Linked DNA regions of Homo sapiens: region 2 is linked to region 1. The links are chromatin loops, found by intact Hi-C in ENCODE. Cell type or tissue: endothelial cell of umbilical vein. All regions are shown on one strand. Each heading gives the region's core, and the rest is flanking DNA. Links, peaks and the distances in the headings are about the cores only.

Region 1 (15,071 bases), core at 6,157-10,156:
TTTCATATTTTTAGTAGAGAAGGGGCTTCACCATGTTGGCCAGGCTGGTCTCAAACTTCTGACCTCAAGTCATCCACCCACCTCGGCCTCCCAAAGTGCTGGGATTACAAGGGTGAGCCACCGTGCCCGGCCTAATTTATTGAAAATATAAATAAAATGGTGCCTTGAATGTTCTGCTTGGTTGAAGGACAAGACCAGCTTTTCTAACCTGGACTCTACTCTCTCTGCCTCTGAATAGCTGTGTGATGTCACCTGCTCTATCTGAGCTTCATTTTCCTTGTTTTTCTTCAAAGGGATAGTAACACTTAAGCCATAAATACATGCACTGCAACCAAAATATATTTAGTAGTATACTATCAATAATCTCTATGTGGTACCTAATCTGTATCAACATTAGTTCTTGAGACATCCACATGCATGTACACACACACGCACACACAAAAATGACAGGTGGAAATAACTTTTTTACTAAAAGTTATTTTCTCCAAAGTCAACGAAGTATAAGTAAAAGAAAGTAGAAAGGCTCTTTCTCTGAAGGTAGGTACAAGCTATGAAGTCCTGCCTAGCATGTGAGTTGGACACGCCCTTGATAGACTGTCTTCTAAAACTAACTCCAAACTTTCATTCTTTCTAACTAGAGAAAGAACCGTGTCTGACAATGATATCTTCATTTTACATGGTATTTTGTCCTCTGGAACATACTTTCAGATATATTAATATAAGGGAAATAAAACATAGGGTTACCCAAGGCCATTCAATGACTCAGATAAGCCAACCTTTGTTTTATGATAAAAATAACAAAAGGAGAAATTTCCAACTTTTTTTTCATGTATCTTATGTCTTAAAGTACAAGTGAAAAAGTCATAAAATCCAGGGCTCATTTTAACATGCAAAAATTTCCAATCTCTTTTCATTGCCATTTCCAGGAATGGGTAGAGAAAGAAATCACATCCTCAATTCAAAGAGTGAAAATTTCTAAATATATTCTTGAAACTACAGCCAGATGTAATCTATTCAACACGTATTTGTATTCAAATTATGTTTTTCACTGCATCTGTGTTTTCTATCCAAATATTTATAATTCAGTTAGGAGATGCTCTTATTAGAAATAAAAGCAATTGTATTAGAGACCATTGAAAACTGCATTGCACTTACCGGTTTCCTGGATGTCCAGGAACCAATGGCTGTAGCCAGACAGAACAATGATCGATCTGTCAGCTGAAATCTAGCCCTGAATTCCCAGAGAACTCTTTGTTAGAACTTCCATTTCCTTCCCCGGCCATAGCCTTGGGTGGACAGAACCACTTTCAGCTGACCTTTGTCTTTTTCTCTCTCTCCAGTGACCAGCCTAATGGCCATTTCATTGGCCTGTACACCTACCTATAAATACTAATAACCCCTTTTTTGACAAAATGTTTGTAACACAACTTTTATTATCACCAAATGAAAATCATAGTGTAACCAACAGACACACTTTAAAAACAAAATCAATATATTGCCATAACTATAAATACTGTAATTTACATATCAACAGAAAGCTACTTTATACAATAAATAATATGTATTTTAAAATTTTGATGCTAAGGCACAAGCATATTAGAAGACAGAATGAAGTGTCAGAAGCTGTCACCTGTTTGTTTGCAGCACTGTAATGAATGTAACGGGTACAAATGTAGACTGACACAGGTTTGATAAAAGGCATGGCTTATCAAATTGCTGAATAATTTCTGATGAAGTTCCTAACAAGTTAAATAATAATCTTCTCTGCCGGGCACAGTGGCTCAAGCCTGTAATCCCAGCACTTTGGGAGGCCGAGGCGGGTGGATCACAAGGTTAGGAGATGGAGACCATCCTGGCTAACACGGTGAAACTCCATCTCTACTAAAAATACAAAAAATTAGCTGGGCGTGGTGGCGGGAACCTGTAGTCCCAGCTACTCGGGAGGCTGAGGCAGGAGAATGGCATGAGGTCCCGAGCCCCAGCTACTCGGGAGGCAGAGGTTGCAGTGAGTCGAGATTGCATCAGTGCACTCCCGCCTGGGTGACAGAGCGAGACTCCATCTCAAAAAAAAAAAAAAAGAAAAAGAATAATCTTCTCTCAGTTTACACAGTTGTTGCATTCTTGAAAAATTCGATTATACTACAACTGTCTAATAATTAAAAAAATAAAAGTAAGGCTGGGCACAGTGCCTCACACCTGTAATCCGAGCACTTTCGGAGGCCGAGGCGGGCAGATCACCTGAGGTCAGGAGTTCGAGACCATCTTGGCCAACATGATGAAATCCCGTCTCTACTAAAAATACAAAAATTAACTGGGTGTGGTAGTGCACACCTGTAATCCCAGCTACTTGGGAGGCTGAGGCAGAAGAATCACTTGAACCCAGGAGGCAGAGCTTGCAGTGAGCAGAGATAGCACCACCGCACTCCAGCCTGGGTGACAGAGTAAGACTCCGTCTCAATAAATAACAACAGAGGTACAGGCTGGTTCCTCGCTCCAAGGGAGTCACGTCCATTGCAAGACATCAAAATCCTGTACTCCTGTCCATTAAATTCCAGAGATGCCCCCCAGGCATTTGGACAATTTTTTTAAAAATGGTCCTTTAAGTTTCCACCATGTCCCTCAGGGTAGTGTGGTCCTCATTATGAATAGTGACATAGGGGCTTTGTCTGCCTAAGTATCACTAAGTAGGCCCAGGTGTAACACATCAGCATAGTTAGTATAGTAGACAGTGGGGAACACTGGCAGGATCTTGACAAGATTCCCAGCTGGAGGAAGCTCTTTCTGGAAGCACCACCTAGGATACATTAGAATTGAAAAGGTTGGCAGGGGAGGGGAAATTGGTTAAAGGTTACAGCCATGGTAGAGCAGAAAGGTCAAAAATTACACTGCAGTGGTGAGAACAAAACGGAGGTGTTACTGCTGAGGTCAATTCATTAGAAGCAAATTCATCTTTGGGGATTGGGAATGAGGCGTGTAGGAAATAGATGGATCAAAACGGACTTCAAGGTCGAGCGTGGCAGCTCAAGCCTGTAATCCCAGCACTTTGGGAGGCCGAGGCGAGTGGATCACCCGACCTCAGGAGTTCAAGACCAGCCTGGGCAACGTGGTGAAACTACTCTACCAAAAAAATAAAATAAAATAAATTTTAAAAGAAGCAAAAATTAGCTTGGCGTGGTGATGCATGCCTGTAATCCCAGCTACTTGGGAGGCGGAAGCAGGAGAATTGCTTGAACCCAGGAGGCAGAGGTTGCAGTGAGCTGAGATCGTGCCACTGCACTCCAGTCTGGGGACAGAGCGAGATTCTGTCTCAAAAAAAATTATTAAAAAAAAAAGCGAGGGAGGACTTCAAAATGTGGGTCCTGTGTGTGCAGAAGGACATCAAAGCTCTGCCCAGGAGAAAGCAGAAGGCAGCTAGAAACGGGTATAGAAGTGATGGGCATGGATCCAGAGTTGGAGTTCATGGCCATGGAAATGACTGCTAAAACCATGGAATGGCAAAAATAAGAGAGGGAGAAGGGATTTATTTGTATACATCTAGGACAGAAAACAGGAAGGCTTGGACTGGATCAAGAACAGTTTCTTTAGTGATTTGGAGGTGAAAGAAGGAAGAGGAGTAAGGCAAACCACAGAAAAAGAAAGCGACAAAAGATCCTTCCAATAATGCAACAGTGAGGGAGAAAGGTTCAGAGTTTCAAGAGGAGGGAGTAGCGAAAAGCGTCCACTGCCACTGCCACGGAGAGATCAAGGCATGTGGACAATTTGTGGTGGCTAGGTGTCACGAAGGGGAAGTCCCTGCTGGCTTTCAAGGGGGTGGTTTCTGTGACATGACGCTGTTGGAGCTGGGGAAGGAGGCACTCAGTGCCTGGAGAATTTGGAGCACTTGCTGCTGCAAGAACAGTGTGGCGGCAAGGCAGGGATTGCACTCTCTGCTCTGAAGTCAGAGATGCTTTGGTGCCTGCGGGATCCTGAGCAGCTACCCTTTTGGAACCTCAGGTTTGTAAAGAGAGTTTTAAGGGTGCACTCTCTGAAGCCCCTGGGAGGGTGGGAGACCACCTGCTTCTCCCCTGACCCTTCCCACGTTTCTTTCATTTTAATGGAAGGAGAAAAACAGGACAAGAGCTTGGGGAGATGGCAAGGTAGAGGTATGGGCCAGCGTGCGGCCACTGGCCTCAAGAAGGGGGAAGGACAGGGTGGCTGGCTGTCATGGAGGCCCAGCCTCAGCGAGGAAACGAGACACTCATTTCACACTCACAGGACCCACAGAAGGTGGGAAGTGAGGGATGCAGCCTGGCTAGACAGCAGGAAATGAAACCAGGGCAGCTTCAGTCCTGCAGCCTTTATCGTCTCAGTCAAATCAGAGCTGTTTTACCTGCTGCAAAAGTGGTGCTGGGGCCTTCCAGCCAGTGCCTGAAGTGTGGGAAATCTTTGGTGGGCAGTTACAGAAGATGGCAGGGAAAGAGAAAGGCAGGGAATCTCAAGTGGCCCAGGAGGCACAACTTCAGCGAAAGAGCGTTAATTTATTCTGAGATGAATGGTTATGCTGTCTCCATCTACCCTTGGCCAGTGGAAAGCAGAGGCAGAAAAAGGGTGCTGCCAAATTTCAAAGGTCAAGGTCTTGGAGATGGGACAATTTAAAAGAACAAAAAGGCCTGAGGTATGAGGCTAGTACACATGGAGGTGACGGCAGTTGAGGAGGTGGATAAAAGGGCTGTTCTCTCCTGGGTGGAAATTTTATCTGTGATCTTGCAATTTGTTTCTGAGTGTATCGTTAAATTTCTTGATGTGTGTGCATGTGTGTGAGTGTGAACATGCCAAGTGGCAGCAGTGAATGATGTCAGAAGTGGGCATCGCTGATACTCCCCACCAAGAGGGTTTGTATCCATCATGGGCTCAGCACATCATAATCACATGTGCTGTGCACAGGAGGGAAGAGCCGGGGGCTTCCTTTCTATCGGAATGAATAGCTGCAGAGAAGGTGCAGTAAGAATGCACACAGGTATCAAGGAGAAGAAAAAGGCAGGTGCTGGACAGTGTTGGAGGAAGCAGTGTGGGGAGCCAACTGATAGATTACTGGGATGGGGTTAGCATCTTCATTGGCAAGACAACACCCTCGAAGAGCTCAGAACAAACACTTACTGAGAAGTGTTTGAGATAATGTTTTTAAAGGGAAAGAAAATAAAGATGAGAGTGATCCAAGGGTTTATGCCTGGTGGCCTGTGCTAATTTAAAAAAAAAATAAGGAGGTTAGCATATCTGTGGATGGGGAAGGTGGAGAGGAGAAGGAATGGCTGGAACACAGGCAGTTTGGCTGCAAAATCCACCAGGCCTCTGTTTAACCACTCTCTTGTGTGGTTTTATGGCTTCAAATGCACTCTTTTGTACAGTTTTATGGCTTTAAAACCCACTAGACAGTGACATTTGTGTTCTTTCTTTCTCCCCTCCTCCCTCTCTCCGATACCCTACATCTGATCCAATGGCAGATGCCTCTGGATCCACATTCCTAACGGCGCCAGAGTCTGACCACTTCTCACCAGCTGCACTTGGCCCCTGCCTTGGAGCCAGCATTCTCTCTCACAACATGAGTGCAAAGCCTCCTCACCAGTCTACTGATGCCTCTACCCTTGCCGCACTGCAGCCACATCTCAATAAATCATCCTGAGGGACTCTTTGAAAATGTAATCAGATCATGTCACATTTCTGCCCAGGAACCTCCAATGGCTCCCCACCTCACAGAGCGGGACTGTCAAGAGTCTTCTGACGGCCTACACTGACCTCGGTGACTGGCCCCATACTTTCTGACTCCCCCCAACCATCCTGGCCTTTGACTGCTCCTTCAGTAGCCAGGGACATCCTGCCTTAGAGCTTTGACCTCGCTGTTCCCTCTGCTGGGAATACTTTTGTCCCAGATAGTCACATAGCTTGGAGGTCAGCCTATGGGGCAGTCTTTCCTGATGTAATATTGCATCAGTCTTACCTCCTTACTCTGACTCACCGTGCTTTATTTCCCTCCAAAGTCCTTATCATTATTTAACACTCACATGCATACTTGTTTATCTGTGCATTTTCTCTCTCAACCAGACTGTAATGTCTGTAAGGGGATGGTCTGTCTGTATCCTTAACATCTAGGGCAACATTTAACTTTAGAACACAGTGAGCAGTGAATAGATATTTGCTGAGTGAGCAAGTGAATGAATGAGCAAATAAATGAATGAATACGCCACAGAGCTTACAGTCTGTGCCCGCCTTCATGGTTTGCTCTGTTCCATCTTCTCGATGGGATTTGAAATCTTTCTCAACCGCTGTTGTTGCTATTATTTCAGCACGCTAGGACTCCAGTTTCTTAGCTTTAAAACAGAGAGGCCCCAACAATTTCTAGAGCCACTTCTGTCCTTAAAGTTCTGTGATTGTACAGTGATTGGCAAGGCTGATTTAAGGAGAAGTGTATTTTTAGGAACTCTTCTGGAAATCTTACCAGCTCGGCTGAGTTTGGCCTAGATTTGTCAGCAGGCCTTTTGAGCCGTGGGATCTAAAAGGAGCATCTGAATCGGGGGAAGGGGGACATGCATGGAGCCCATTTTCTTCCTGCTCCCAAGTCCAGAACCAAGGAGGGAGCACAAAAGGGGATTCAGGGAGGGTGAAAAGGTGGCAGGTTCTGCCTGTAGCACTCAGCGCCTTGAGGAGTCGGTGCAGGGGTGAAGAGGACTGGGGAGGTAGATTTGGAATGCTTATGCCCCGGACTGTGAAAAGGACAAAAGCTGGGGGACTTGGTGCCCCAGAGGTTTTATTCTTCTTCTTTACATGTTCTCTTCTCCTAGCACAGAATATATAGAGAATGCCACTGTGCACCAAGACTTCACCAGCACACCCAAGCCCAGTCTTCATGATGTGGTGGTGGGAGATACTGCGGTCCTGGACCTAGAAAAGGGTCTCTAACTTGAATGGGGGCAGTGCTGGGTCCTGAAGGCCATCAGCAGAAAAGATTGCTCAGAGTCTGAGAAGATGTGAACATGATTCTCATTAAGGCTAAGCTCCAAGAGGCCCCATTCCTTGGCTCTGGTATTCTCTCACAAGGAAAGACTGCATTTTTGAGTCACATGAACCTTCAGCATTGCATACTCTGGGGGTTAACATATCTCGAAGTCAGGCCAGAGAGAGCAGGCCTTCCTCTGGCCTGGGGGGTTAACATATGTCTGAACTCAGGTCACAGAGAGCAGGCCTTCCTCTGGCCTGAGCCCTTGAGGCAGTGGCCACAGGTCTCCTTCCTAAGATCTGTGATCTGGCTATTGATCCTATGCCGGAGATAATCTACCAGAAAGAGCCATCCAGTTGTCCAAACTCTTTCCACATCCAGCCCCATCCCACTATTTTTGCAGAAACCAATTATTCTAGCACAGAACCTGATATGGGATATGTGGCTTGGAGGATCCAAGGGTTCAGAAGACCTCAGAAGGACACAGAATGCTAGTCACTTACTTGAACACTGTGGGAAAGATAGCAGCAGGATCTCACACACAGGTGATGGGGTTTTATTAATATTTAACAAAATATAATTTCCACTATTTGACTTCAGCAGAAAAAGCAGAACCCAGTAATCTAGGAACAGGAAGAGGGTAATTTATTAAAACAAGATTTTGTTTTGTTGTTATTACTTTCATCCTAGAAGTAAAAAAGAAAGAAAGAAAGAAAGTACTGCCATACTTCTAAAAATCGCCATCGATGAGCAATGACTCAAACCACAAGTATGAAGTAGCCTACAGAAATGAATGAGTCAACAATTCCTCTTATCTTTCAGGAAATTAAGCTAACTGCTAGGTATTGAAATCAACAACAAATATTTACTGTGTTTAAAGCCTCCAGTTCAGAGGAATTAAAAAAAAAAAACCCTGGCAACAAAGCATATCTTCTGTAAAAATGTGACACCACGAGTTATTAGGTAATGTTATTGCTAAATGCATCAGGCAGGACTCATGAAATCCTGCATCCTACCGCCCCTTCCTTTACTTGGGAACAGATCCTTCTGTTTCCTCTCCTCCCAGACGGGGGGCGCTCCTCAGAGGCTCGTCACTATTGGGCTCTGCTTCCCTGCCGTCACCAGTTGTCATCATTTCTAAGCAAGGTCACCCTGTGCTGTGTCTCCATGGTAACAACAGGCCACCACTTTGAGGAGTGCAACAGAGAAATGGGGAGAAAGGCGAAATCACAGTCACTGATCTGCCCTTGGGCGCGAGCAACTTCTGAGATGCACACGTGGTTCTTCACATTTTATGGAAGGGGAAGCTGAGGAATGGGCCAGTGCCCCCCTAAATCCTGTGAATGGAGGAGTGAAATGTAAAATCTGAGGAGCACACCCTGCACAGGCGCCTGTGCTCATGATTTACATGGAGCTCCCTGGGCCATTCCAACAAGAACCCAGGGTGACTGAAACAAACGAGGTAGAGGGTGTGTGCTTTGGCATCATAAAGATGAACCAAGAAATCTTGAGACATCGACTTTGGTGTACTAAACACTGTCCTGTTAGCTGTATCTTTTGGGTATTTTCTCAGTTATGCAATTCTTATTTACATGGAAGTAGTTTTGCTCTCCCAGGTCCACTGGCCTGTGGACTCCATGCAGTTCCGTCATTCCCTTCTGCCAATTGCATTTCTTTCAAAAACATATCCATTTCCCTGTAAGTGTTTTTTAAGAGGCATACTGCTGAGTAGGAAAATTAATAACCTGGCCTAACCTGTGATACCACCCTCAAGACAAGCTCTCAAGTTACTTGTTCATTATTTTCCAAAACGATTTTATCATCTGAGTTCCTACGTGCAGGCTTCAATTGCTCTTCTCCTGCTCCTTGTTCCTTAAACTGGTCTGACCTCCTTCTCTAAGAGAACCAATGACTTTGAATCAAACCCAACCTGACAAGATAAAATGAGGAAGAAAAAAAAAAAAAAGGTAGGGTCTGAATAATACCTTTTACTGGTATGCAGATTATCACAGGGTTACCTATTCATGCTCTCTGCATATTCCAATCACCAAAAGGCATGCATGAAAAAGCAAATTGGCCATGCAGTAATGCTTTCCGATTTAAAGTATTATTTTGCCAATACAGTCTCTTTTTAACTAACGATGAAATAAATGCAAAACAATTTTTATGATTACAATGAAACCCTCTGTATGTGCAGATGTGAATGATGTTCTGCTTACTGAAATGTGTCTTGTTGGTGGTAATCAAAATGACTTACTTAGCATTTAACGAAAGTGTGCCTCTAAATGAGAAATGATTGCTTACTTGAATCCACACTGCTAAGAATCAAAAGAAACAGCTTATACAACCCTATACCCTCGGGCAAGCCAATGAACTCAAAACTTCAGTTTCCTCCTCTCTACCAGGTTGTCCTGAGATTCTATCTACATACTGTCTATGGAAGATTTGGAGGACTTAAAACAGAACACTCGTATAAGGCATTATCATTCCTGGAGGTCTTACCAAGCCATGGTAAGAAGATTGCAACATTACTCATGGAAATTTTGGTTAAGGCCACTCTGATAACCTGCAGCATTTGGCGGAGATATTCCTGTCTGCTTCACTTTTTCCAGTACGAATGACTCATCAGCAGCAAATATTTATTACGTCTGACTATGAGTTCTTTACTATGCTGGTTGCTATAACCAATTTCCCAGCAAGCCTACTAACAGGCATTCCAAGGTTCCACCCAGCTTCACAAATAGTAGTTCCAATATTTAAAAAAAAAAATTGATTAAAAAAAATCCATGTCCCAAGCTGGCAGTTTTTTTTTTTACTTAAAGTCAATAAATTTTTATTCAAGGAATTTCACATGTCATGATTCTTTCCACTGCCCATCAAGGTCACCTTAGTTTCTCTAAAGAACTGGAGTCAAAATTTATCTTCAAAAGATTTATCTGTTAGTCCTTTTTAATTGAACTGATGTTTAATCCAACTGTTCTGTCAGCCTTGCAATAATTTTTTTTATTTTGTCTTCTTTTATCTCCTTTTAAATATGGATATACTGATAAAAGTTCAAAATTCTCCACCAAGAATCTTTCAGATCTAATTTCTTCAACCAATTTGCTTCAGAGTCATTTGTAGAGTAGGTGAATCTGCCTAGTTCTCAATTTGACACTCTCTCTAAACATGAATAAGTTCAAACCATATCCATTCCTAAACGATCATGCTCACAGTTATCTATCTTAGCTGATGCTTTTGGCTTCCCCAGTGGTTTTCTTTAGAAAGGGAAGCACTTTAGTTACCAAGAGTGAGTGGATGTGCAAGTCAGTAGGTAGATTATGGATGCTTCACGGATAATTGGCTCAGCCCTCCCCTTCCTGTGTTATATCTAAACACAGCACATGAGGTCCTAAACAGTTTCTTGAATAAAAGATCAACCAGCTTTCCTATTTGCAAAGTGGGAAAATGTAAAAAGTGAAGGCTCTCTGAAATACATTTGGCTGCCATCTACGGGTAGCCTCATTGCCTAATTGTTTATTTGAAAATGGGTAAGTCTGGGAGTTAGAAGGATTGAGTGTTAGTTCCTGCACAGTCACATGCTAGCTGGGAGATTTAGAGTAAGTCACAATTCCTGTCCAGTCCTCAGTCTACCCAATCCTAAAAGACGACTCTGGACCAAGCTGCAGTCTTCATACTCAGACGTGAGTGGCTACGTGGCCCAAGGAAAACATAGTGCAGTCTAGGAAAGCATTCATTTTACTTAAAAACTTGATGAGGGTTAAACAGAAAAGTCAAATAATTGAAGTGGTATGCAATTTAAAATGTGTTTTTTATATTAGAGCAAAGATATACAATAGAGTAGAAGGAAAGATTTAGAAGACTTTTTTAGATAATTAAGCAGATTTCTTCTGTCAGTTCTTCTAACTCTGCTCTGCTCTAAGGGTGCTTCAGTGGAAAAACTTGAGATAGTGAACAGCAGGGTCTCCAAGGTGCTTTCTACCTTGGACATGCCAAGAATCATGTTTCCTGCCTCGCAGTTGGAGGGATCCTTAGGGAGCTGCTTGTGACTCATTGGGGTTTGGTTTGTTAACCCTGCAGCAGAAGCACAGGTTCATTAAGGTTGATGATTTCATCTGAATCACTCACCCTTGTTGGAGAAGAAAATAATACTTCTCCACATCTAAATGCCTGAAATGGTCATGATGTATGCTCTGGCTTTAGTGTCACCTTTGCGGCTGGAAATACTGATTTATTTGCTTGAAATCAGGGCCACCCAAGAGTACCTGGGCTGTTCCTGCTGCTGAAAAGTAGCATCTATTGGGTTTCAGTCGTGTTTGCTCATATTTGACAAGACTCAATCTTGCCTTGAGAAATCCATCACATTGACCGTTTTTGTTAAAAATTTATGCTATAGCTGAAAATACTACAGTAATTAAAAAGCAAATTTGGAAGTTTAGAGGGTCTCATATCCCTACGATCCCTATGATCCCATATAAAAGAGAGGCGGGGGGAACAGTGGAGGGGTGGGTAGGTTTAGGGTCAAAAGAAGTCAACGCAGAAGTTAAAATCAGATGTTTAGATTTCTAAAAATTTCTGAATAGAGGCAAATGCCTTTCAGTGGACATTTTAGAGACAGAGGAAGTTAATAACACTGGATTTTGTTTAAATTGAAACTTTCACAGTCAAAATTTTCATGAGCTATTTTCAGAATATTGATAAATACTTTTCAATCATAATGCATCAAAATCCCTTATCATGCTTCAAAAATTGAAAATAATTATATTTTAGATTTTTATGTGTAAGTTATAGTTTATTTTTCAAAGAGAAAGAAATATTAACATTTCACATTTGGAAACTATTCAGTGTTATAACATTTTAATCTAAATATCTAAATGCTTCTTACTCAGCAGCATTTAATAGTTAAAATTTTACATATTTTAAAAATTTGCATTGGGCTGGGCATGGTGGCTTATGCCTGTAATCCCAGCACTTTGGAAGGCCGAGGGAGGCAGATCACCTGAGGTCAGTTCAAGACAAGCCTGGCCACCATGGCGAAACCCTGTCTCTACTAAATATACAAAAATTAGTTGGGCATGGTGGTGCGTGACTGTAATCCCAGCTATTTGGAAGGCTGAGGCAGGAGAATCGCTTGAACCCAGGAGGCGGAGGTTGCAGTGAGCGAAGATCATGCCACTGTACTGGGCAACAGAGTGAGACTCTGTCTCAAAAACAAATAAATAAAAATTGTATTGAAAATTCCTAAAAAAAAAAATTCAGCACATTCCTGGAATGTAAATGCCCAAAGAACATTACACAATATAACATTGTATTGTAATAAGTATTAATAAGAACTTATTAATACGTATTAATAAATTAATACGTATTAATAAATACAATGTTACTGTCTCAAATGAGAAGTTTTGTGTATTGCTATTTTACAAAGAGAATTAACTAAAGAATTTTTTATATGAGTGATAAAACTAGTAAATTTGAAACATGTTTAATTTTCCTGCATTCTTCCCAACTTTCCTCATCTGAGAAACCTTGATAAGAATACAAGAAACTGGAGAGGGCTTTGGTAATGAATGAAAAGGATCCACAAGTGATATTTGTTTTTACTCACCTGCCACAGGTGTGTCTATCTCAAAGGATCAAATTTTAACTCAGGAGCGTATAATTAGAATATAATAAGAACTTAATAAGTATATACATTTTCACTTGATATCATCTATTCAAGCCATGAACATTTGGGGCACAATTATATGAGCAGAACTATGCATCCCTAATAAGGCTAGGATGAGATTCTGTAGGGTTGGGACTATACTTTTTCATTTCTTTGCTTCAAGCACAGAGTTTAATAAATATTTGTTCAGTAGATAAATGGATATATGGATGGATAGATGAAACAAAGCAAACCAAGTTGGTTATCTTTATTTTAAATGTATATATCAATTTGTATTTTCTATGCCAGCAGGAAACTGATGTGTAATTAGTCTTAAATGTACTATCCTGAACTTTGTTTTTAATATCATAAAACTGATATTTATGAGATGCTTGAGTGTCTCAGATTTCAGTTAGCAAGATGAAAAATCTGCTGCTGGTTGCTATAATTAGTTTAAAATTCCCAGTGGGAAACTCATATTCACAACAAGATGTAAAATAGAGAGAGACCTCTGTCACTAACCATTTATTTTTGAGAATTTTCAGAAAAGAAGCTGTTCGAAATTTTCAAAAAGTCAAGAAATGGTGCAGCCAATGCATTAACATGTAACAGTAATATATGGCATAGCTACTGGAAAAGAGGAGAAAATGTTATCATTATCTTCAGATGATATGATTATATAGCCAGAAAATTCAAGAGAATTAAATTTAGTTCTCACAAGGAAAAAGTGAGTTCAGTTAAGTTGCCAGAAATGAGATAACTAAATAAAATTAAATGGAACCAATAATTTTCTTGTTTTCTAGCAATAATCAAGTAGAATATATAATAGAAAAATATTTCATTTATAATAACTTTATAAAAATAAGACAGCTTGAAATAATGCTAACTGAAAATGTATTGGACAAGCAAAAAAATTAACAAAATTTACTTAGAGATGTAAAATAATATTTGAATATAATTGAAAGATATTTGTAGATTCTTGTCATCTAAAAATATTAGTTCTTACTAAATTAATTTGTAGATTTAATCCTATTTTAATAAAACCTCAAAGGGATTTTTTATTGTTGGGGAGGCTGTATGGGTATGGGGAAGAACCTGAAAAATGATTGTGGCATATCTCTGGAAGCAACAGCAGATGAGGACAGAACATAAATTCCTGAAAAGAATCACAATTTATGGGATTGGCTTTGGTATATCTGGATACATGTACTATTAATCTAAAACAATTAAAACAATTTGTTATTATGGAAAGAATAGACAGAAAAATCAATGAAATTTACTAATAATTTCTTGAAAGAGATCCCAGTATATATAAGAATTGAGGATACGGCCGGGCGCGGTGGCTCACGCCTGTAATCCCAGCACTTTGGGAGGCCGAGGCGGGTGGATCATGAGGTCAGGAGATCGAGACCATCCTGGCTAACAAGGTGAAACCCCGTCTCTACTAAAAATACAAAAAATTAGCCGGGCGCGGTGGCGGGCGCCTGTAGTCCCAGCTACTCGGGAGGCTGAGGCAGGAGAATGGCGTGAACCCGGGAAGCGGAGCTTGCAGTGAGCCGAGATTGCGCCACTGCAGTCCGCAGTCCGGCCTGGGCGACGGAGCGAGACTCCGTCTCAAAAAAAAAAAAAAAAAAAAAAAAAAAGAATTGAGGATACAAGATAATAAATATCACACATGGAGAAAGGATGCCTTATTCTTCAGTAAGTATTGTTTGAAAAGTTAAGGAAAATAAAGAATAAATTTATTTATAAACTCAACTTGCTCTATTCACCAATCGATTCACCAATTGATCTAATTAAAAATATAATCCACAAAGGGAAAAAGAATCTTTCATGGATAATAGACATACAAGTCCTTCTAACAATACAAAACAATGCAAAGAAGAATAACAACAACAAAAATAAATCTTTAAACACTTCAGTGCGTGTTTACTAATAGCTTCTGACTTTTTTGTGCAACATCCACTTGAGCACAAGTAGCTATCTGACTTTACCTATTAATCTCCAGCAAAAAGAAAACTTAAAGCAGGGTTAAGAAAGTGTATCAGCTATGTCTTTTTCTTTAGTTTTTAATTTTTGTGGGTACATAGTAGGTGTATCTATTTATGGGGTACATGAGATACTTTGATACAGGCATGCAATGTGTAATAATCACATCAGGGTAAATTGGGTAGCCATCACCTCAAGCATTTATCCTTTCTCCATGTTACAAACATTCGAATTATACCCCTTTAGTTATTTTTAACTCTATAATAAATTGTTGACTGTAGTAACCCTGTTGTGCTATCACATACTAGATCTCACGCATTCTACATTACCATATTTTTGTACCTATTAACCATTCCCTCAGCCACATGCCTTGAAGTCTCCATGCTCCTAGTAGTTTTACAGAAAACTCCTAAGTTCTGCCCAGTAGCTGCACCAAATCCAAAACTGACCGTACAAGAGTTCTTCTTC
Region 2 (15,071 bases), core at 6,518-10,517, 50 kb before region 1:
TGGGCCAGGCAGTGTTCCAGGGACATGGGATATCAACAACAAAACTCACAAATGGCCCTGTCCACACAGAACTTAGCTTCTAGTTAGGGGAGACAGACAATAAGCAATAAAGATGATACACAAGTTACACAGCAGAACGTGCTGAGGGCTTTGGGGAAGAACAAGTGGGTAAGTAGGATGGGGAGTGCTGGTGGGTTGGGTGGCCCTTTTTAGTTACATAGGCAGGGCCATTACCACTAAGAAAGTAATTCAGCAGCAAAGACTTTGTGGAGGTGGGGAGTTGTCCTGCCTGTATCCAGATGAAGCATATCCCAGGCAGAGAGAACAGCCAGCACTAAGGGCTCGGGAGGACGCATGCCTGGTGCATCTGAGGGTCAGCCAAGAGGCTGGAGAATCTGGACTCCATGAGCCAGGGCCAAGCTGGAAAGGAGTTCTGAGAAACAACCATGGTTTGACCAGGTAGGGTCTTGCAGGCCATTGTAAGAACTTGTTTTCTTCTTTGAAGGAAATGGGAATTTTGAGGGGAGGAGTGATGTGATCTCACTGGTGTTTTAGAAGGATGGCTCTGGCTACTGTGTGAGAATGGACCGAAGGGGCCAGAGGTGGCATCAGGAGACCAGTTAGGCTGTGGTGGTCACCCAGGGGAAGAAGACGGTGGCTCAGACCAGGCTGCTGGCAGTGGAGGAAGGTGGAGCCAATAGGATTTCCTGACACACTGAATGTGAAGTGGAAAAGGGACCAGTCAGGATGATTCTAAGGTTTTGGGCCTGAGCCCCTGGAAGGGGATTTTTGTCATCAGTCGAGGTGCAGAAAGCACGGCTCAAGCAAATGTGGGGGAAATAGCAGGAGTGGTGTTTGAGATGCCTATAAGACATTGAAAGAGAGGTGCCAAGCAGGCTGTTGGGTCCAGGAATCTAGAGTCCAGGAGAGAGGTGTGGTCTGGAAGTCATTGGCGTATGAAAGAAATTGAGAACAAACCCTTGGTTATGGCCATGAGTGTATCTCTCTCCTCCACTGAACCCTCAGAGAACCCCCATTCTTTCCTGAATCGCATCCAACTGCCTCACCCACGAGCAAGGCCTTCCACATCCTCACCCACGAGTAAGGCCTTCCACATCCTCACCCACGAGCAAGGCCTTCCACATCCTCACCCATGAGCAAGGCCTTCCACATTGCCAGAGAGTGAGCTTCCTTTCCAGTCCAAGCCCTGCTTTCTTTTCATGCTGAGGTCAGTTGGAGTTGGGAAAATCCAAAGACTTATGCCTTCCTTCCTCGTCTATGAGTTTGCTCAAGCTGTTTCCATTCCTCTATTTTGGTCCCCTGACCTTCCCTCACATGAATGACTCTCTGACCACTTCCAAGCTTCCTTGAGAAAGCATCTTTCCCCTTCTCTGCATGTCTGTAACAATCTGCACCTCTGGGGCAGCACTTAACCCCTAATGCCTGCTATTAACCATTATCAATATCAGTATTGATGTCAGATCCCATCTTGGGCCTATCTTGTAAGTTTCTCATGAGCAGAAGCTCTTTCCTGCCATTGGGAATAGCCAGTAATGTAGAGCCCGGTGCCTGGAAGAGAGCAAGTGCTCAGTGCTTGCTTAACAAATGAATTTTTGGAAGACACAGATTTCAAAAGCCAAGACTCTTGTAAACCTTGTGGGATGAGATCTGGAGTGAACAAATATACCTTGATAATTATTTTAACTGCTTTAGAAGCTATTTGTTTTCATTTTAGGATCCTTAAATAACAGAAATACATGTGATAATTTAATCAAAGTATACATAGGAGGCTTTTTTTCCAGTAAGACAAAAAATACTATTTTAAATATAGATATGGTGTGTCCCCTAAAATGAAAATGTCAATAAATATATGACTGTCTGCTTTATCAATAAGCAAACTTCTACAAATTAATACAAATTATTTATATATATGAAAATACATTTCATTTTAATAAGAGTATATTACTATATGCCCAATGTTTTCAACCCTGATTCTTATAAATCCCTGAATTTCATATCATTCTATTTTACATATTGAGTGAGCTAAGGCCAGAGTTGAACAGCTTGACCTAAGTTGAATAGTTTATCAGTGGTCACAGAGCTAGGAGGTGGGAAAGCCAGGATTCTCACTTAGCTCTCTCAAAAGCCAAGGGCAAATTTACTCAAACTCTGTTTATCCAACCTCCTCCCTCCTACTTGGAAGATCTTGAACATTAGAGTTGTTGACCTCAGTGCCTGAGCTGCGGATTATCTCAAAGAAGAAAAAATAGCATGGCAAGAGTCTCCCAAGAGTCATGTTCTTGGACAGCATTGACTACCAGTTTTCAATCATTCATCCATTCATTGCATGATTGAGTGATAAATAAGTGTTCATTTATTCGGTGCATATTTAATGTATGGTACTCTGTGTAGCACTGATCTCAGCACTAGAGACAAGACAATGAGCACAACAGGCAAAAGTCCCTGCCTTCATAGAGCTTACATTTTAATGGGTGAATGCAGACACTCAACAAGATCAATAAATACAACATGTAGTGAATATGATGATGGTGATAAGTGCTAGAGAGAAAAACAGAACTGAGAGAGACAGGAAGTGTGTGTGCAGAAAACTTTACAAGTTTTCATAGGATGAACAAAGAAGATCTCAAAGGGAGGATGCCATTTGAGGTGTTAAGGGGGCAGGCAGCAGGTCTGATAGCTTCTGGGGAGAGGAGTGAGGAAATGCAATGGTCCTGAGGCAGGAGCATGCCTAGAATATTCTGGGAATAGCAACCAGGTCAGTGTGGCTAGAGCAGAGTGAGTGAGGGTAAGAGCAGTAACTTAAGATTGGAGAGGTGGGGAGAGTGAGGTGACCAGATGGTGACCCTTACTGGTCATCATAAGGTCTTTGGCTTTTACTCTGATTGAGATGCAAAATCAATGGAGGGTTAATGCACTAGAACATATTACTGAGAGGTTTCCATGTTCTTCACATATTTTTTAAATGTATTAGCAACTTTAATAAATTATGAGAAAGTGCATTATGTCAAACTCCCAATTGCTAAATACTGCTGATCTCATACAGATCTCCATTTAGGACTGCCCTTGTGATCACAGAGCAGGTCAGAGCCTGGGAGAGCATAAAGGGCTTACATGTAAGAAGCCCAGGTGTAGTGGGCCACACTATTTCCAGTGTGCCTGCCTCAGACCTTGAAAGAATGTGTGTGGCTATCCCTGAAGCCTACAGCTCAGCCTTAAAATCCAGACAGCTGGGAATAGATCAGCCATCTCTGCTACCAGCTTTTGGAGCAGTGCTGCAGGGAGAAAGCTATCCATCAACAGCTGTTTAGGCAGCAGGCTGAAAATGCTCCTCCAAGAAGGGCACCAAGAGGAGAGACAGTCTCTCCAGCAGAGCAGGGAAAAGTCCTGGTCAAACTTCTGCCAACCCCATTTAATCTCACAATGTCAAGTCATCCTCAAATTCCATTTCCCTCTTCTGTTCAATAAGATCTTTTTTAAAAAATTTGATGGGATGTCCCACAAATAAAACATTGGCTGATTAGAATTCAAGTTCCTTCTGTGCAGCAGTGGGTCCTATGTGTTGTGAGAAGACAAGAGTGCAGTTAGATGCATGGAAAAGAAAAGCAGGGAAAACCATTGAAAATTGCTTCAGAATAAGCAAATTGATAGCTTAGATTCTATTTTGAGGATTTAGAGTTAACACCTTGGACCTGCCTTTATCCTGACAAAGGCAAAGATTCAAAGAGCCGTTGGACCTTTAGAATTTAGGGAGCACCACTAGGAGCCTCCACTTTCCAATTCATGGTCCTGAGGTCTAGAGGAATTGACTTCTTTTTGGCCTATCTATTTGCAATTTCTCCCAAGAATTTCTAGAATTTATTTTCCTCTGTGCTTCTCAGTGTTTCCCTCTGTAGACGATTGCTACCCCAATGGATGCAAGTTGTCACCAGGGGAACATGGTTGCATGTAGCACCAAATACTGCTTGTAGACTGAATAAATACTGTCTTACAAGTAAGTACATGTATGATAGTTTCCAAAGTTATAAACTCTACTGTGAGGAATAAAATGCAGATTCAGACATATAATTTTTAATTGAATTCACAGTAATTTTTGTAAAGTGTGTTCCCAATGAACAGGTAGTGAAAACATACTTAGTAATATAGATGCACAGAGAAAATTTTTCAATGCCAAAAGAGGAATTTTAATTCTTTGAAAACATATGAGTAGTAAATGATAAGTAATAAAATGAATCTAAGTTGTGGGCTACTTAGAATTCTAACTCAATGGCTGTGGTTAGAGCAAACTATGGGTTATGAAGACCAATGAGGAGAAGAGACATTCTAGGGTTTCCTGGTCTTTGAGAGCTACCATTATAGACTCGTTTCTTGGAGATATTTCCTATTCTTCATGATCCAGGAATTTTGCAATGATAATAATCCTGAAATCATTAAAGCTTCAGTGTGAAGTAATTTGTTAATTACCTACCTCCAGTAAAAGAGGATGTTAGAATAGAGAGAAAATAACAGACTTCATGAGAAACAAGTGCAAAAACATGAAATAAGGAAAAGTACTCAAAAAGGAAGGTGAAATGGAAGAAATGCTGCAAGTAGAAGAGAAACTTCTCTGTTTTAATCATGAGAGGATATTGGATTTTATCAAATACTTTTTATGTAACAACTGAGATGATGTTTTCCGTCCCCTTATTCCATTAACAGAATGTATTCCATTGATTGATTTTCATGCACTCGGAAGCACTTTGCCAAAGGCTGGAGCAACTGTTGACATGTGCAGCTATACTTTTCTTATATGAATCTGTTTTTCAAGTTATTGTCTATGCTGGATCGTTTCCAGAATGTTCTCACATGCCATGGGGATTTGAAGTTTTAAAACTTTACAATGTTTGAACTCAACACTAAGAGCTAGTTTTTAGTCATCAGTTGGTTTCATTCAAGTTAACACCAAGAGTAGAAGCTCTTTTCCTTCATTCAAAGAAAAAATAAGATCAAGAATAACACAAAAAAGGACTATCTGTAATGGAATGTGGGGCAGGTTATACAAAAGGAGGAATATTGGTGTTTGGACATTCACTTAAAGAGATTTAACCGAAGAGGAGGCTTAGGAGGCTGCTAAGGAGAGAGGACTGTTGGACGTTAACCCACCTGTAGCCCCTTAACGGTATTTCCTCACATGTTTAATTCAGGCAGCTTCCATGACCTCAAAGCAAACAAGGAGGACTTCTGCATGAGCACCACACATCTACACATGGTTTTTTTTTAAAAAAAAAAGAAAAAAAATCCCCTCTAAAAATCCAACGCTATCTCAAGAAATTGATTTTTCTAAGGAATACAATTTCAGTTTGCTATTTTTGTATTTATGAAATCTCTTTTCTTTTAATTAAAAAATGTAATCCCATAAAGCATAGCTAGAATGAAAAGCTTAAGTGTGTGAGCTGGCTTGTTTGCTTAAATTTAATTGTAAACATCATTAAACATTGGGAAACATGGTGAGAGGGGATTCACGCTTAAAAGCATCACTCTACCATAATTACCACCATGTTTGAAGACTCATTTTTGACAGTTTCATATTTTTATATAGTTAGAACCTTGGTGAACAAATAATTTTATCTCCTGATTGTTCTTATGGAGCCGATCACGCACCTTGCTTCTCTGTGCTGCTGGAGAACCTCACTGTTTACAATGCCGGCATTGTGTTTGCTTGAATGAGTGCACCACAATTAACTCTACCTCCCATTCTGGCTCTTTACAGTTCTGCACTTTCATAAATAATTTTGTGAAAAGCATTTTCACACACATAGTCATTCCTCCCCCTCTTTTTTATTTCCTCAGTGTAACTGGAATTATTAGATTAAGGAGTATGGATTTTTGCATGGCTTTTAATGTGTCTTGAATCTGCCTATTCTCAAACGTAATCTTATCTGAGCACTCAGCATATCTACATGTTTCTCTCAAGACCTAATCATATTACATTGATTTTTATCAGACAATGAGCACATGTTTTTCTTTTTACCTTAACTGCCAGGAAACTCAGAGCTAAAGTTCTATCTAATAAAGAGTTCATCTCAGGTGACCGGTAATATGTTTCTCTTTTCCTTTGGGTTGATTTTCTACTTAGTTGTTCTTTAAAAAAAAAAAAAAAAAAAAGATGCTGAATTTCAAAAGTTCTTTCAAATTCCTTTTAGAAACAGGAGGGCTATAGGCCGGGCTCAGTGGTTCACTCCTGTAATCCCAGCACTTTGGGAGGCTGAGGCAGGTGGATCACAAGGTCAGGAGATGGAGGCCATCCTGGCTAACACGCTGAAACCCTGTCTCTACTAAAAATACAAAAAATTAGCCAGGCATGGTGGCGGGTGCCTGTAGTCCCAGCTACTCAGGAGGCTGAGGCAGGAGAATGGCGTGAACCTGGGATGGGGAGCTTGCAGTGAGCCGAGATCGCGCCACTGCACTCCAGCCTGGGCAACAGAGTGAGACTCCGTCTCAAAAAAAAGAAAAAAAAGAAAAAAAAAAAGAAATAGGAGGGCTACAAATCTCACTCACATACACACAGACATATATACAAACATGTATTTATTATATCTAACATAAAACTTCACATAATTAGCATTGTATCATGAAAATGTTCTTGGCACTGGAATCTCTAAGATGATCCAGGACAATCCCCTCTTTTTATGGTACAGACCCTGAAGCTAGAGAGAGAACGTGACTTGTCTGGGATCACACGACTCTTTGGAGTCAGAGCCGGAACTAACCCTAACCCAGGCCTTTGCAAGCCCAATCAGAACCCTGAAGGCAGCATGAGAAGCTGGTTATTTGCTGAGCCTTACACCTTGACATTTCTGCCAGGGGCTAAGTCCTCTGCCCGACAGTCCTCTGTCCTTACCACCCTCCTAGGCCTCCACTTTGGTTAAATCTCTTCAAATGAATGTTCAAACACCAATATTCCGCCTTTTGCATAGCCTGCCCCATACTCCATTACAGATAGTCCTTCTCTGTGCTATTCTCGATCTTATTTTTTCTTTGAATGAAGGGAAAGAACTTCTACTCTTGGTGTTAACTTGAATGAAACCAACTAATGAACAAGAGCTAGCTCTTATTGTTGGGTTGAAACACTGTACAATTTTAAAATTTCAAATCCCCATGGCATGAGCCATGCTCAAGCATCTCTCGCTATGATATTTTTCATCTCTCTTTCTTCCCTGAATTTCCCATTGCTACCATCCTCTGAGAGGCCCACATTATTTCATTCCCAGCTGTTGGTTTGCTTGGGCTGCCATAACCAAGTACTACAAGCTGGGTGGCTCAAACAACAGAACCTTATTCCCTCACAGTTCTAGGGGCAGAAGTCCAAGATCAAGGTGTGTGCTGGGTTGGTTCCTTCTGAGGGCCCTGAGGAAAAGATCCGTCCCAGCACCCTCTTGTTGACTGTGGATGGCCATCTTCTTCCTGTCTCTTCACACTGTCTTCCATCTATGCTTATCTCCGTGTCCAAATTTCTACTTGCAATAAGGACACCAGTCATATTGGATTAAGACACCCTGATGACCTCATTTTAAATTGACCACCCCTGTAAAGGGCCTGTCTCCAAGTAAGTTACAGTCAACAACAGTGGTTTGAACTTCAAGGTATGAATTTTGGGGGAGATGTGATGCAACTGCCCTTGAATGCAAAGGTCATTTTGACATTTTTCATTTCCGTGCTCAAAGTCTTCCATTGTCCCCACTTACCAAATAAAGTCCAAATTCCTCACTTGGGCGTGCAAGCTCCCCACAGCCCTGTTCCTATGTGTTGTTGTTATTTATCTCCCTACATACCCCATGGTTTTTTATGCTGCAGTCCAACCATGCTACTCTCAGATTCCAAACACACCCACACTTTTCTGCCTCTGCGCCTATGCTCATGGGCTCTTTCTGCACAGACTGCCCTCTTACTTCACCCCCACAGGCCCATCTCTGATGCCCTTTCTCCATGATGACTCCTCAGTCCCGCTCAGAAACGTCTCCTCCTTCCCAGGGCTTCTTTTGCTTATCTTGCTAGAAATGAAGGGTTATGACCATTGTCATAGTCACAGTCACTTGTGTGTTCCCTGATGCTAGACTGTACCTTCCTTAAGAGCAGGAACTTACTCATCCTTGCATGCCTCTCAGTGCCTTTTCTTTCTCAACTCCCCCAAAGTGAAGGCTTGTATCTTTTGTGAACAAATCAGAGGAAAAAGAAATATTCTGTTATACAGATCGATCATCATAAAACTTCAGGGGCCTCTAAAGCAGCTCTTGTCATAATAGTGGGCAGGCCACACATGATGTAGGTTAGTAGATAGTGGAATAAATAAAATAAGCATTAGGTGTAAGATTTAAGATTGTTGGTGTGTGGGTATGAGCAGTGTTAAATGGGCCATCATCATTTTTACTAGGAAATTCCCTTTGTCCTCATCATTTTCCCCTTCCAACAGAAAATTCCATGAAGCTCATTTCTAAAGAAAAGTAAATACCCAGATGGCCAGAGGGATGACCTTTCTCTAACAGAGGGGATGGATTTGTTATCCAGCCAAATGTTTGAAATTCTTCCACCAGCATGCATAATTGAGAGAGATGTGTTAATTACCCTTACATGACAGCTGGTAGGACTTCCTAGACAAACTCTGAGAGGAGTATTGATCTGGAATCATTGTAAGTCACTGTACTGTGGTGATATAAAGGTAAAGCCCTCGCAACAGTTTTGAATGAGCAGGTCAATGTGTGGGGCCTCTGTGAACTGGGGCCTGCAGGCATGTGGCAGCCAGCCAGTGTTCGTCCAGCAACAAAAGGACCAGTGTGGTTCTTTGCATGACATTTTAATGAGTGATACAAGGAAAATCCCAAAGATGTAATCCCTTTTATTATAATAGCTCTATGGCTCAAAATGGGTTGTTATCAAAGAGAAACACAATTCCAGAAAGTGAGGATAAGATTTTTGTTTTTATCCCCTGTATCTGTGAACAGCATTCTCATCATTGACTGTTATTTAAGGGAACTGAGTGCACAGCGTTTGACTCAGCACTGTGGACATTTTGAAGAGGGAGCAGAAAATACGATCCGTGCCCTCGAGGAGTCACTATCTTGGCACTTGGGTGGAAAATAATTTAATTCTCTAAAGTCTTTTCCAGGTCCAAGATTTTATGATTCAATGAAGAAGAAAGAGATCATTTTATCTTTAAACAGCAAAAATGTCATGAATATCCTTTTGTCTAAAAAGCAATTCATATTTACTAATATAATTTGTCATACTGCTGCTACATTAAATTTTTCAGTGTTTATATCACAAATCTGCACAAGGGAGCTTTTGAATTTATTTTTCCCTTCCTGTTGTGGACTAAATATTTTTTCTTTTACCTGGAATCACATGAAATATGGGATTACTTGACTTTTCTGAAATCCAATATAACGGTATGTCGGCTTCCAAAGTAACCACTTTGTTGTTCATTCATACATTTCTGGAAAAACTATCTGGTTTTGGTGGAGTCTAGGGAAAATACGCTCCAGGTTTTTTTTTTTCCATAAAATGTGTAGAAGAAAAATATACATCTCTTTTAAGCAACTGGAACCAATTTAAGGCTTTGGCACACACAGTGGAAAAATCAATGGAAGTTCAAAGTTGAAAGGCAAAGTTGGCCTCTACAAGTATCACTAAACTTGTGTCCACCAAGAAAAATAAGGAGAGGATTTCTGACAACCAACTAGGATGGCAGGTCAAATAATCAATCATCAACCAATCAATCAACATGGTTTTATTGAAGACGTTTTTATTTATGTTGGATGCTGGGAGATGGAACCCACGAGATTTAGACTTTCTTTCTCTCCTTCAGAAAAGTTTTCAATTTAACCAGGGAGATAACAGGAACATGCCTTGAACAATAAGGAATAAGATGCTATATTGATAAAAATCAAAAGTCTACAGGGCTGGGCATGCAGGAGACTTCATGAACACTGAGTGATCCAACCAAGGCAGAGCCTCCACACATTCCTGAAATCCTTTTGAGAATCCATCCAAATTTTCTTCCCAACTAGACAAGAACTTATAGTCCTTGAGCCTTGTTCTTGTTGCCTGGCAACAACACCAGACTCTACTGAGCCCCAGGAGACCAATGTCCAAAGGCTGTCTACTTCCCATGCAGGTTTCCTCCACATGAAAAATGAGCTCATAAGTAGGACACCTATTCTCCTCATCTCTTTCTGGTGCTGGGAAGCCCTTCAAGTTTTTCTGGAAGTATTTGCTTCTTTGTTCCTTGCTTAGATGGAGAAAGTGAAATGAGGACCACCAAGGGGTAAGTTTCCCATTTATGTCCCAGGCAGTCACACTGGTGGTCCAGTCCCAGCCTCTCCATCATGTCTACAAATCATTGCAATATAATGTAAGAGGTGTCATTTATGTCACAGTCCTGGCAAGGAGTGACCACCATGAGTTTGCTCTCAGAGGGTAATGGAAGGCTCTAGAAATATGTGCCTTGAAGAAGAGGAAAGAAGATGGGAAGGTTTGAAGAAAGTGAGAAAAAGTGAGAGTGCTCAACCGTGTCAAATACTGCTGAGAGGTCAAATAAAATGAAGGGCTGCAAAAATGATCAATGAATGTGGCAATTAAACAGTTAATGGTGGTTTCATCCAGGGCAGTTGGTGGAGTATTGAGAGCAACAACCAGGTTGCCCTGCAGTGAGCAAGGGTTAAGAGGTGGTGGTGAGGAAGACTGGACAATTCTGTCATCTGAAATCTCCTATTAAGTTAGGTTCTTCTGGTTAGGGACACTGGGGAAAGAGGAGAGGAAGTGATTTTTAATGTCATAGAAAATGTTTTCATTTCTCCACCTTTCCCCTGTGTGAAGAGAGAAAGGGAACATGTGCAGACTAGCAGTGGAAGCTGCTCAGTGAGGGCACAAAAAATGCCAGGACACCTCCGGGCTCAGGGCAGAGAAAGGCCCACCGGAATCTGTTGGAATTAACACATTTGTTCTGTTCCCTTTTTTATCCCTTCTCTTCCCCTTCCTCCCTGTTCCGCTCCTCTTAGAAATAATTATTGCTTGGGTAGCTCTCTGTCAAATATCTTGAACTTTTCATGAAGAAACTCATCATGAGACTCTGACAAAAAATATAAAAATCCTGGGATTTTTGGTTTGTTTGTTTGTTTGTTTTGAGACGGGGTCTCCCTCTGTTGCCCAGGCTGGAGTGCAGTGGTGTGCGCACGGCTTACTGCAGCCTCAACCTCCCAAGCTCAAGTAATGGATCCTCCTACCTCAGCTTCCCGAGTCACTGGAACTACAAGTGCGTGCCACCACATCCAGCTAATTTTTTGTATTTTTTGTACAGGTGGAGTTTCACCATGTTGCCCAGGCTGGTCTCAAACTCCTGGGCTCAAGTGATCAGCCTGCCTTAGCCTCCCAAAGTGCTGTGATTACCAGCATGAATCACCATACCCAGCTGATTTGGGATTTTGAAGTCATGATTTAGGCTTTTAAACAGTTAATCTAAAATTACATCAATCTAATATTGGCTGAGTATTGGGGATAGATATGTTTTCTGATTTGCTCATATCATCTGATACATGTGTACCTCTTAGATTTCACTATTATTTCCAAGTAGTAGATTGTAAATAGAAATTCTCCTGTTATAGCAATTTCTTAATTATGCATAGGGGTAGTAGAAAGAAAATTTGAAAATAAGAGTAATTCATCTAAAAATATATGTTAGCCATTGTTTTTCAACTAAACCTAAGAATTTAACCAGAACTCCTGATAAGAAGTCAAGTCAAGATGCTAACTGGAATTTTACCTTTTTACAATATCTGTGAAGGTGGTAATTAGCACTTACTTGATCCAGGGTGGGCTGGTAATTAAAAGAAGGAAGAATATGGGCAGAAAGCCCAACAGAACACAGAAGACTGATTTTCAACCTTTATTTTTTTTAAGCAGCAGATTTCCAATGAAGCCTCATGTAGAAGGTCAATATAAAAATCAGATCTTAAGGTATAAAGGTTAAACAGAGCTTCTCTAAATTAGGCAGAGCTGGTATCCCTCCAACTTTCTCCCCTCAGGGACTGTTGTGGAAGTAACACTATAGAACTTATTATTTTAATTCTATGCAATAATGCATTTTGTTTATGTAATAATGTATTTGTAACAATGCATTTATATATGTAATAATATATATGTAATAATGCATTTAATAGTTTGCAAAGCTCTGTCATTTCATCACATCACTTGATTTTTATAACAATTCTATGAGCTAAGCAGACTAGATATTACTATTATTATTGCCACTTTGCAAATGACTTGCATAAGATCATCTGGCTTATAAATGACAGATCTGGGATCCAAAATCAAGTCTTTAAAGATCTTATACTATGATCCACTATGAAATCCTTCACTTGTCAGATCATTGCATTCTTGTTCAGAGTTAGAGTATATGAGATATTCTGGATAGCATGCCAAAGGATAATAGCAATTATCATTAAATTAAAAATAAAAAAGCAAATAAATGAGTTTTTACATTTGACCCCATATGTAAGAAGGTAAGTAAATATTTTTGATATAAAATTAAACTCATATGAATAGTCAGTGTAGGCAATAATCAAATAAACACTTTCCCTGCTAAGCCTCACCAAGTCAATCCCTACAAACTTTAGGTAAATACAATATGTGACAAAGACTTTTCTCCTTGAATAACATAAAACAGTGTTTTCTAATACAGCTTTCCAACTGAATTAATCAGAGATTTTAAAATGCAAATTCCTGTCCCCTCTATTGAAAATATAAACCAATAGCCATGGGTTGGAGCCTTTCTTCAGGTGTGGGATTAGGTTTGGAAAACACTGGTATCAAGTCATACGATGGACTCTGCCTCCCCAGTTACTTCCTGAAAGTGGGCTAGAAGTTTTGGGAGAGGGCTTGTCAGGCCACAACAGTGTCACTTATTCAGTTATAGCCTTAAATTATATCCAGTGACCAAAAGAGTCGGTGTATATCCAATTATGCCTAATTTATACCCTGGGACATGCTGGTTCTGGCTCAATGTAAAATCCTGGTAGAATTTCAATTTAACAAACTTGACAGGACATCAAAAATTGCTATGTTGTCTCCAAAGCTCATTAAATGAAAGCCTACACTTTCTTCTAAGGTTCAGAGATAGTCTACATTATTATTATTTTTCTATTTGTTTATGTGAGGCATATATTCAGCAAATACTTTATTGGAAAACAATAACCCGTCAGACGGAGCCCCTGAGAAAATGGGGCATTCTGCCACCGGAGCAGGAAGGCCTGAGAGAGGAAACACTTCAGTGTCCTTCATGGCTGCAGCATTTAATGGAATGTAATATATTCTTAATAAATTTGAAACGATCCAAAATATCACTGGTGCAGCCTGCATGGTTGAGAGAGCCGGCAGCTAGCTGGCTGGGGTGGGCCTGGATTCCGACCTCTATGCCTTCTCCATTTTGATTGTCTCTGACCCTGGCACCTTCTTATTTACTTCTATGGTGCTAATGGTCCCTTCTCCATGATTTTGCTGGTCCTGTGGTTAATCCTCGCTTCTGCTTATGGGCACCCCCACCCATTGCCCAGCCCTGAGGACCCTCCTGACTCCACCTGAATTTCCTTGGGGGCTGGTATTTGCCTTGTGACTTCTGCCATCCAAATCTGCATTGCCAGCTCCTGTCCCCAGATACTTAAGAAATTTCTACCCCAAAAGACTTTTGCCACCTCCCCGAGGAACTCATGATCCCAAAGCCTGCCCACATGTCCTTCACTGGGACACGATTTCCCTGTTTCTGGGAAAGGTTTCGTGATTCCTCCTCATGCCCAAGGTTGAAGCTTGAAGCCACATATGAAGAGTGCAGAGAGGTACAAAATGCTCCGAATTGGAAATCACATAGGGCCCAGTTCGAATCCCTGCTCTGCCACTTGGGCACTGTAGAGTCATTTCACATCTCTGAACCTATCTCCTCAACCACAAAATGGAGAAAATAAGAACTTTTTCATGACATGATTGTAGGGATTGGTGGCACAGCCGCTGGAACACGCTTGGCTGCAGGGCACTCAGTCAGTGCCCCTCCCTCCCTTCTTCACTGTCCTTTTCACTCTCTGCCTGCCAGCCTTTCCTGTCAACAGCCTCACCCTTCCTTTCTATTCTATTCACAGAGCCAACAGAGTCTGGGCCCCAGCTGAAGTACAGACTCCACTACAGCCTCCTAGAAGTTTCTCTGTCCTCACTAGTAACGTATTTACACCCATTGTGTTTGGATTGAAATTATCAGGATCAAACTCAACTCTGCCACATACCAGTCATAGGAAAAATAAAATTCTCTAAGGTTCATCTGTCACATCCACAAAATGGGCCCAATATCATAGGGTTAGTTGTGAGGATTAAGGGAAAGAACACTTTTAAAGAAATTGGCATTGTGCTGGGCACATATTACCACTCTAGATTACCAGATTACGTCCATTCTCTCCTATCATTTTCCTACTCAGAGAGCTCCAAGGCTTTCCCCTCCCAACCACACCCCACAGCTAAAATACCTTTAGAAAAAAGGACAAACTACTTTCAACATTCAGGTCCCCCATAATACAGAGGTAACGCTCTGTAAAAAGCATTACCCACTATGCCTTTCTAATTGAAAGGGATTCTCTTCCTCTCATCTGACTGATCAAAATAATGAGCCACTTCTAGAGAAAAGGTCTTTAGAAAGCATTTGAGAATTGTTTATGGCTTGGGTCAGAGAGTAAAAGAAGGGGAACTAGCTTAGGAAGATAGTTTTGTTTCAGCTTTCCAGAGGAGAGGGCCTTCACGGGGCAGAAGCAAGGGGAGATAGTTGCAGGACCAGGGAGAAACACACCTCCAAGTATGTGCTGAGGAATTGCTGCAGAAATCTCAAGGACTTTTAAAGAACATGATCTCTGAGAAAACACTGGAATATGGTCACCTCATGAAGAGCTGAGCAAGTATCCAACCGGAAGAAATCTGAGAGGAGTAGAGCTTACTGCTCTGAGACTATGTAGGTCAAGGACCAGGAAGACATGTCTGCCCTATGTCCT

Evidence for each region. Hi-C counts contacts between places; a loop is a spot of excess contacts. Peaks named below come from ENCODE experiments on the same cell type or tissue, not always from the same donor. Only the 100,000 strongest peaks of a DNase experiment are listed, where the experiment ranks them.
Region 2: a loop joins it to region 1, with 4 times the contacts of the local background. A loop is called at or near these places in 13 of 110 quality-filtered maps.

The regions. Positions count from the first base shown.
Region 1 is chr13:97,251,021-97,266,091 of GRCh38, reverse strand. All of the region lies in intron 1 of MBNL2 (muscleblind like splicing regulator 2), which reads right to left. The region is part of intron 3 of LOC101927385 (a long non-coding RNA gene); the gene reads left to right. Among named protein-coding and RNA genes, the nearest start is that of MBNL2, 36 kb to the right of the region's middle. In endothelial cell of umbilical vein, for the core only: no CTCF peak of the experiment used is centred there; DNase peaks (open chromatin) are centred at 7,971 and 9,561; H3K27ac peaks cover 4,000 bases.
Region 2 is chr13:97,301,874-97,316,944 of GRCh38, reverse strand. The region is part of intron 2 of MBNL2 (muscleblind like splicing regulator 2); the gene reads right to left. Among named protein-coding and RNA genes, the nearest start is that of MBNL2, 87 kb to the right of the region's middle. RefSeq lists a cis regulatory region at 8,494-8,505 and an enhancer at 8,428-8,572. In endothelial cell of umbilical vein, for the core only: no CTCF peak of the experiment used is centred there; a DNase peak (open chromatin) is centred at 8,644; H3K27ac peaks cover 3,056 bases.